Linked DNA regions of Homo sapiens: regions 2 and 3 are each linked to region 1. A link is a contact called in ENCODE Hi-C or POLR2A ChIA-PET data. All regions are on one chromosome and are shown on one strand. Each heading gives the region's core, a stretch centred on a gene start or an enhancer-like site at or near the end of the contact. The rest is flanking DNA. Distances are from core to core; before and after follow the strand shown. Region 1 has its middle 15 kb from the start of LINC02130. Region 2 overlaps SNX29 (sorting nexin 29). Region 3 holds the start of CEP20 (centrosomal protein 20).

Region 1 (2,557 bases), core at 44-2,543:
CCCAGGTGCCTCAGGGTCCTCGGTTCATGGCTCAGTTTATTTGGGGAAGTCTGAGACCCTCCCCTGTTCCATGTTGTCATCCCTGCGGGATGGACAGGGATGCTGGGGGCTGCCCTTCTCTGGCATGTTTTCCCGTTTTGCTCCCCCACTTTTTAAATTTAAATTTAAATTTTTATTTATTTTGTTTTTTTGAGATGGAGTCTCACTTTGTCACCCAGGCTGGAGTGCAGTGGTGTCATCTCAGCTCACTGCAACCTCTGCCTCCTGGGCTGAAGTGATTCTCTTGCCTCAGCCTCTCAAGTATCTGGGACTACAGGTGCCTGCCACCATGCCCGGCTACTTTTTGTATTTTTAGTAGAGATGGGATTTCACCATGTTGGCCAGGCTGGTCTCAAACTCCTGACCTCAAATGATCTGCCCACCTCAGCCTCCCAAAGTACTGAGATTACAGGCGTGAGCTGCTGCGCCCGGCCCCGCTTTGCCCCCTTTTAATGAATCTTGGTGCCCTTTTCCTTCTGTCTTCCTCACTTGTTAGGGTTGTGTGCTATTTCATCTTGTGCGTTTAAGACATGGGGTCATCACTGTTCTGTGATCACAGGAAAGCTCAAAGGAAGCTGACAGCGGTGAGATGGTGGCAGGACTGGAGGAGATAGAGAGGGGATGTGTGTCCTTGTGTCTCCTGGGTCTCTGCTGCCACCCAACCCCCCGCCCCCCCCCCCCACTCTTGGCTTTGGAATTTGGGCTGAGTTGTATATGAACCTGGTCTCCTTGGCCAATATCTGTCCAAATTACCAATGCAGAAATCCTCTGTCCCAGCTGGTCTGCAGCCCAGCAGTAATCCTACAGATAAACTGGGGCTTGTGAGACCTTATTTACCTCTGAGGTTATTTTTTGCAACATTGTAAAAGCGAAAGATTGAAACAACCTAAACCCCCTTCAGTAGGGCACTAGTTAAAAATAAATGGCACCATCTGTATAACCGCATATGCTATGCAGCTGTGAAAAACCAGGGAGGAAGCATTTCCAAGCTTTATTAGGTAAGAAAAGCAAGTATGCACAAAGCAAGTATACCTCTTTGTGTAAAAAGGGGAGGACGTGAGAATATATTCCTGTGAGCTTACATTGCATAAACTACAGCTACTCACTGAATGGTGAAATGTTACTTGTGGAGGTGGAAGTGAAACTTCGTGGTTAGGGGACTTGGGGTTGAGAGCAGGACACAGATTTGTTCATTGCCTTTTGGTGAGCATGTACACGCACAACTTTTCAAAATCTTAAACTTAGAAAAATGTAACATCATTAAAGCATAGCATGTTTTGAGTGTAGCGGTTTCGGTTTGAGTGTCACACTGGATCTTGTTTCAGCCTGTCAGCTGTGTGACCTTGGGTAAGTTACTTAACTGCTCCGTTTCCCCATCAACAGAATGCAGTTCCAACCTTGGGCTACTCAGATGGGTAAATGAAATAAACTACTCCCTCCTTCCCTCCTCCCCATCCTCCTCTCCTCCCCTCCCCCATCCCCTCCTCTTCCCTCTCCGCTCCGCCTCCTCCTCCCTCTCCCCTCCCCTCTTCCTCCTTCTCCCCTCCTCCTCCCTCTCCCCTCCCCTCCTCCTCCCTCTCTCCTCCTCCTCCCTCTCCCCTCCCCTCCTCCTCCCTCTCCCCTCCCCTCCTCCTCCCTCTCCCCGCCCCTCCTCCTCCCTCTCCCCTCCCCTCCTCTCCTCGTCCCTCTCTCCTCCTCCCCCTCCTCCCCTTCCCTCCTCTCCCTCCTCCGCTTCCCTCCTCCCCCTACTCCCCCTCCTCCCTTCCCCCTCCCCTCCTCCCTTCCCCCTCCCCTCCTCCCTTCCCCCTCCCCTTTCCCCTTCCCTGTCCTCCCTCCTACCCTCCCCTTCCCCTTTCCTTCCCCCTTCCCCCTCCCCCTTCCTCCTCCTCCCTCTACCTCTCCCCTCTTCCCCCTCTTTTCCTCTTTCCCTCCCCCTCTTTTCCTCTTTCCCTCCCCCTCTTTTCCTCTTTCCCTCCCCCTCTTTTCCTCCTTCCCTCCTCCCTCTGCCCCTCCCCCTCCCCCTCCTCCCATTTCTTCCCCTTCCCCCTCCCCTCTCTGCCCCCCACCTTGCTTTCATTCCCCTCCCCCTTCCTCCTTCCCTCCCCCTCCTCCCCTTTCTTTCCCTCCCCCTCCTCCCCTTTCTTTGCCTCCTCTCCCCCCTTTCCCCCTCCTCTCCCCACTTTCCCCCTCCTCTCCCCACTTTCTCCCTCCTCTTCTTCCTCCCCCTGCTTTCCTTCCTCCCCCTTCCTCCCTCTCCCTTTCTCCCTCCCCCTTCTACTACTCTCCCCTCTGTCCCTCCTGCTTTCCTCCCTGCCTTCCCTGCCATGCCTTTTCCCCTCCCACCTTCCCTCCCTCCCTCCCTCCTGCCTCCCCCACCTTCCCCTGTATATATGTTGGTTAATATCCAAAATATATAAAGAACTCCTACAACCCAATAGCAAAAAACCAAATAGCTCCAAAAATGGGCAAAGGACCTGAGCAGACTCTTCCCCAAAGAAGACAAATGAATGGTCAAGAG
Region 2 (2,557 bases), core at 34-2,533, 1.8 Mb after region 1:
GGTTACATTCAGGCTTTTGAGATGGGGAGATGATCCTGGACTCTTTAGGTCCACCCCATGGAATCTCAGGGTCCCAGAGTAATTGCTGGGAAGCAAAGAAGGGGCCATGGCATAGGGTGGCTGCCAGGAAGCCGCGAAACAAATTCTGCCCCACAACCTCGAGAAGGCGCCAGCCCTGCCGACACCTTGACTGTAGCCTAGTAAGACGGATCTCGGACTTCTGGCCTCCACAGCAGCTGGAGAATAAATCTGTAGTTTTTAGCCACTAACTTTGTGCCAATTTGGTAGGGCAACAATAAGAAATTAATACAGGGGATAACGTTCCTCTTTAATCATAAGAGCTGTGGTCCCAAGAGGGTGGGGCCACCCCGTAATGCCTCTAGTCCTGTCCTCCCTCCACTTGACCTTACGCTGGGGGTGGGGGGAGCGGGTCAGCCACAGGAAGTAGGTTAACCTTGACCCAATCCTTGGACCTGACACAAAAGTCCACTCAAAATGAATCGCAGATCTAAAATGTAAAGCTATAAAACTTTGAGGAAAACCTAGGAGAAAATCTTTATGACCTGGGTTTAGGCTAACAATTGGTAGACATGACACCAAAAGCATGATCTGGGACACAAAAAGTAAATTTCATCAAAATTAAAAAGGTGTCATGCAAAAGACACTGAAAAGAAGCTGAAGACTAGAAGAAAATATGTGCAACTCACATGTTCGACAAAGGTCTTGCATCTAACATATACAAAGAACTCCCAAAACTCAAATCTTTGTAAAACCACAAACAGCCTAGTTTCTAAGAACAGGCAAAATACTTGGACACTTACTTACTTCCCCAAAGAGGATGTGTTAAAGGAAAACATCCACATGAAAATATGCTCAACATCATTACTCATTAGGAAAATGCAAATTAAGACCATGATGAAATATTCTGCATCCTTGTGAACAGCCACAGTAAAGAATCATGACAGTATGACATGCTGCCCAGGGTGCAGAGCAACTGGGCCCCTCATACGCTGTGGGAATGCAGTTTCTTACATTTAGCATAGGATCCAGTCCTCAACTCTTAGGTATTTGCCGCACAGAAATGAAAACTTTTGTTCACACAAAAAGCTGCACTTGAATGTTTCCACTAGCTCTATTCAAAATTGCCAACAACTGGAACCAACGCAACTTTATTCCTTTATGACTAGATAAACCGTGGTATATCCATTTAACCAAACTCTGCTCAGTAATAAAAACACTGCTGACTCACCCAACGACTTGACGGTTCTCACACATGCTGAAAGACGCCAGCCTCAAGAGGTTGCTTACAGTATGATTCCATTTATGTGACATTCTTGAAAAGACAAAACTAGAGGGGGAGGGACAAGGGCTTAGAGGTGGGGGAGGGTGCAGCTAGAAAGGAAATGAGGGGAAAACAGCTTTTTAGGGTGAAGGAACTGGTCTATATCTTGACGGTGATGGTGGTTACTCAAATCTATGCATGTGTTTAAATTCACAGACATGAACAAGAGCAAAAGTCAATTGCACTGTGTAAATTAAAAATTTTTTGTGAAAGTAAAGGCAAGTAGGACTCTGGGCAATCTATTAAACTTGGCCCTATCCCAGAATACACAGTGATGTCTTTCTGGGCCCCATTCTGGATTCATGGATGGTTTTGGCTCGAATTACTGGTCTGTTCTATCTTCTCCCTATTTATATCACTTGCCTTAGCATTTCACAGCACTGCTACATGCCCACAGCCACCCTTTCTCCCACTTAGAACAGGTCATTAATCTGTGCAAGTGTACAAATGGCCCCATCTACCGTTCTCTGTGCCCCTCTTTGCCACGTGACTTTGCAGTGCCCTCCCACTGACTCTGGTTTCTGCCTTGTAATCCCCCTTGGCGATGTGACATGCTCACAGCTTGGATGATACCCATATGGGTGTGCTTCTCCTGTCTGTGCTCCCTGATGTACATGCCCAGGCTCGCCCACTGGTCCTGGGAGGAGGATGAAAGATCTGTGGATCTTTCTGTTTCACAGCCCAGTTTTTCCATTCTTCCTAGTCAAGGCCCTCCTGCATCCACCTACTGATTCCCAGACACAGAAGCCAGCTCAGCTAAGACCAGTTAAGCCTCCTAGCCCATCACCTCACGCATAAGCAATATGTTATCACATACCAACAAAGTATCATAGATGTATGTTACACAGCATCAACATAGGAGATACGTGATAACCAAACCAAGTAACCATTCTCAGTTATTACTCCCAGACATCATTTTAAAAGTGCAAGGGGAGGCCGGGCGCGGTGGCTCACGCCTGTAATGTCAGCACTTTGGAAGACCGAGACCATCCTGGCTAACATGGTGAAACCCCCTCTCTACTAAAAAACAAAAATACAAAATTAGCCAGGTGTGGTGGCAGATCCCTGTAATCCCAGCTACTAGGGAGACTGAGGCACAAGAATGGCATGAACCCAGAACACAGAGCTTGCGGTGAGCCTAGATCACACCACTGCACTCTATTCTGGGTGACAGAGTGAGACTCCGTCTCAAAAATAAAAAAATGCAAGGGGAAA
Region 3 (2,557 bases), core at 39-2,538, 1.5 Mb before region 1:
GAGGGGGTTTCACCAGGCTGGCCAGGCTGTTCTCGAACTCCTTACCTCAGTCTCCCAAAGTGCTGGGATTCCAGGCGTAAACCACCGTGCCCTGGCAGCTCTTAGGTGTACTTTTTTTTTTTTTTTTTTGAGACGGAGTCTCACTCTGTCGCCCAGGCTGGAGTGCAGTGGTGCCATCTCGGCTCACTGCAAGCTCCACCTCCCGGGTTCACGCCATTCTCCTGCCTCAGCCTCCCGAGTAGCTGGGAGTACAGGCGCCCGCCAGCACGCCCGGCTAATTTTTTGTATTTTTAGTAGAGACAGGGTTTCACCGTGTTAGCCAGGATGGTCTCGATCTCCTGACCTCGGGATCCGCCCGCCTCGGCCTCCCAAAGTGCTGGGATTACAGGCGTGAGCCACCGCGCCCGGCCACTCTTAGGTGTACGTCTAATCGATGTTTATTATTTAGCCAAGTGTTTGGATCTCACCGGCATTACAACTGGAATCATGCAACCTCACACTCAGTTTAGGGTACATTATTCCCCTGTTCCTTTTCCTTTACTTCCATGGGATGTTGGAGCTTATTCCTTCATTAGTTAGTTCCATAAAAAGCTCCTGGACTCCTTACATGCACTGTGTAAGTGCGAGTGGAAGAGGACAGGCTGGTGACCTTGGTTAAGTCTCTTCAGCGATGGAGGACTCTGTTTCCTTCATTGTAAAAACGGCGTGATCATAAGGAAATAATGCGCTAAGGCGTCACAGTAAGTGCTTAATACAGTGGTTCTCGAGGTGTGATCTCCAGACCGACCAGCAGTACCAGTACCACCTGGGAACTCGATAGAAATGCAAATCCTAGGGCCTCACCCCAGATTTACAGAATCAGAAACTCTATGGGGAGGACTAGCAAACAATCCGTTTAAACAAGTCTTGGAGGTGATGAGGATTCATGCTCAAGTTTGAGAACCGCAGGGTTAATAGGTGGTAACTACTAGCAGTTGGTACTTGAGGCTGCAGAGACAATGAAAAACTCAGCTGGCTAAAGTTAAGCACTAAGGTGCCAGCAGCACCCCACAGGGCTCTCCACTGCCTCAGTCCCCGCCCTCCCTGCCGTCTCACTCAACTGGGCCTTCCGAGAGCGCTCGCTGATTGGTGGAGTCTCTGGTCGACATTCACTACCCACTCAACCGCAGAGCTCATAAACTGAGAGGGGCGGAAGTGGGCGGGGCGAGAGCTGTGCGCCTATTGGCTACAGACCACGCCGCAGGGTGAGTGGGGCGGAGCTGCGCGTGCGCAGGGCCGCGGTGCGGCCCTGGCGGCCGTTGAAAAATGGCGACTGTGGCAGAGTTGAAGGCTGGTGAGTGCGAGCAGGGAGGCCTCCACATGGGAAGCGTCGGGCCTTCATCTTGTGGAAAGGATGGGATGGGAGGAGAGCGCGCGGAACACATGGGTTGGCTTTTACAGGCGTCATTCTTCGGTGTGAGGGCCTGCGGGGAGCGTCTGGCTGCTGTCTTGGCCCGTGCGCGGGGAGCTCTTATGGGGAAGAGGTTGCCCACTGGCGAGTTTTAAGCCAGTTTGGAGCTAAAGGAGGAGTTGCGTAATCTTCAGGCATCTAAGAGGCCTACAGGCCTGCATCTTGGGCCCCTGGCTCATCTTCTTGGACCCTGCCGGGGGCTGGAGGACTTGGACCAGGCTTGGCACTCAGGGCTGATGACTACAATTCCCACAACCCCTATTGGGTTAGGCACTGCCCTAAACAATTTGCTTGGTTGTCTCGTTGGGTCCTTACAACAACCTGTTAAGTAGCCCTCCCCTCCTTGCTTTTTTTTTTTTTTTTTAAAGAGAGGGTCTCTCTGTCGCCCAGGCTGGAGTGCAGTAGCGCGATCACAGCTCACTGCAGCTTCGAACTCCGGGACTCCAGCTATCCTCCCACCTCAGCTTCCAGAGCAGGTGGGAATACAGGGGCTCTTCACTACGCCCGGCTAATTTTTGTATTTTTTGTAGACACGGGGTCTTACTGTCGAACTCCTGGTCTCAAGCTATCCTCCTGCCTTGGCCCCCTCAAAGTGCTGGGATTACAGGTGTGAGCGCCTGGCCCCTTTTTCATCAGAAGAAACTAGAGGCAAAAAGTTTGCTGGCCTGGCCATTCTCCTGTCTTTTCAGGAAAAGATACTCTAAGCTAGTTATGTTTGAGTCATTAATGACATTTGTACGCTGTTTACTTTGAAGCAAATGTCCAGACAAGTAATAGTAATAATAGTTATCATTGAGCCTCATGTGTCAGGCACTACTCAACTCAGCCTGTGTGTTACCTGATTGTAACAACCCTATGCCCATTTCATAGACTGGGAAACGAGGTACTGAGAAGTGAAATAGCTCAAAGTGATTTCACTGGAAAGAGACACAGCATGGGAACCTAGTTGTGACGCACTGGAGCGCCAGGTCTTAATCACTGAGCAAGATTGCTGTCCAAAAAATAAAACCAGTTCCACTTTGCAGGGAACCCAGGGTTTAAACTAGTAATTCTTAGATATTTTAGGGAGGAGACGTGTATAAAAGTGTGTATTTGGGGACAGGGCTG

Evidence for each region. A loop is a pair of places that touch in the nucleus more often than their neighbours do. ChIA-PET counts read pairs that join two places held with the same protein, here RNA polymerase II (POLR2A). Pooled maps may share reads with other maps.
Region 2: a loop to region 1 is called in a map with no recorded cell type, with 16 times the contacts of the local background. The contact joins two enhancer-like sites. A Hi-C loop is called at or near these places in 6 of 37 single-sample maps with no recorded cell type and 5 of 50 pooled maps.
Region 3: a pooled map shows a loop between it and region 1 (5-fold over the local background). The contact joins the promoter of CEP20 here to the enhancer-like site in region 1. A Hi-C loop is called at or near these places in 1 of 50 pooled maps. POLR2A ChIA-PET finds 5 or more read pairs at or near these places in 2 of 52 experiments (BJ and WTC11).

What each region holds. Positions count from the first base shown.
Region 1 is chr16:14,353,592-14,356,148 of GRCh38, reverse strand. No RefSeq gene overlaps it. Among named protein-coding and RNA genes, the nearest start is that of LINC02130, 15 kb to the left of the region's middle. RefSeq lists enhancers at 1,265-1,364, 2,338-2,557 and a silencer at 1,485-1,544. Within about 2 kb of position 1,293, at least 5 of the 41 ENCODE cell types and tissues checked have a DNase peak (open chromatin) inside an H3K27ac peak, as active enhancers do.
Region 2 is chr16:12,538,109-12,540,665 of GRCh38, reverse strand. All of the region lies in intron 20 of SNX29 (sorting nexin 29), which reads right to left. It also overlaps a transcript of SNX29-AS3 not described here. Among named protein-coding and RNA genes, the nearest start is that of SNX29-AS3, 72 kb to the left of the region's middle. Within about 2 kb of position 1,283, at least 2 of the 41 ENCODE cell types and tissues checked have a DNase peak (open chromatin) inside an H3K27ac peak, as active enhancers do.
Region 3 is chr16:15,887,334-15,889,890 of GRCh38, reverse strand. It overlaps CEP20 (centrosomal protein 20), which reads left to right and starts at 1,288. Exons shown (of 5, transcript NM_144600.4): 1 at 1,288-1,333. The coding sequence starts at 1,306.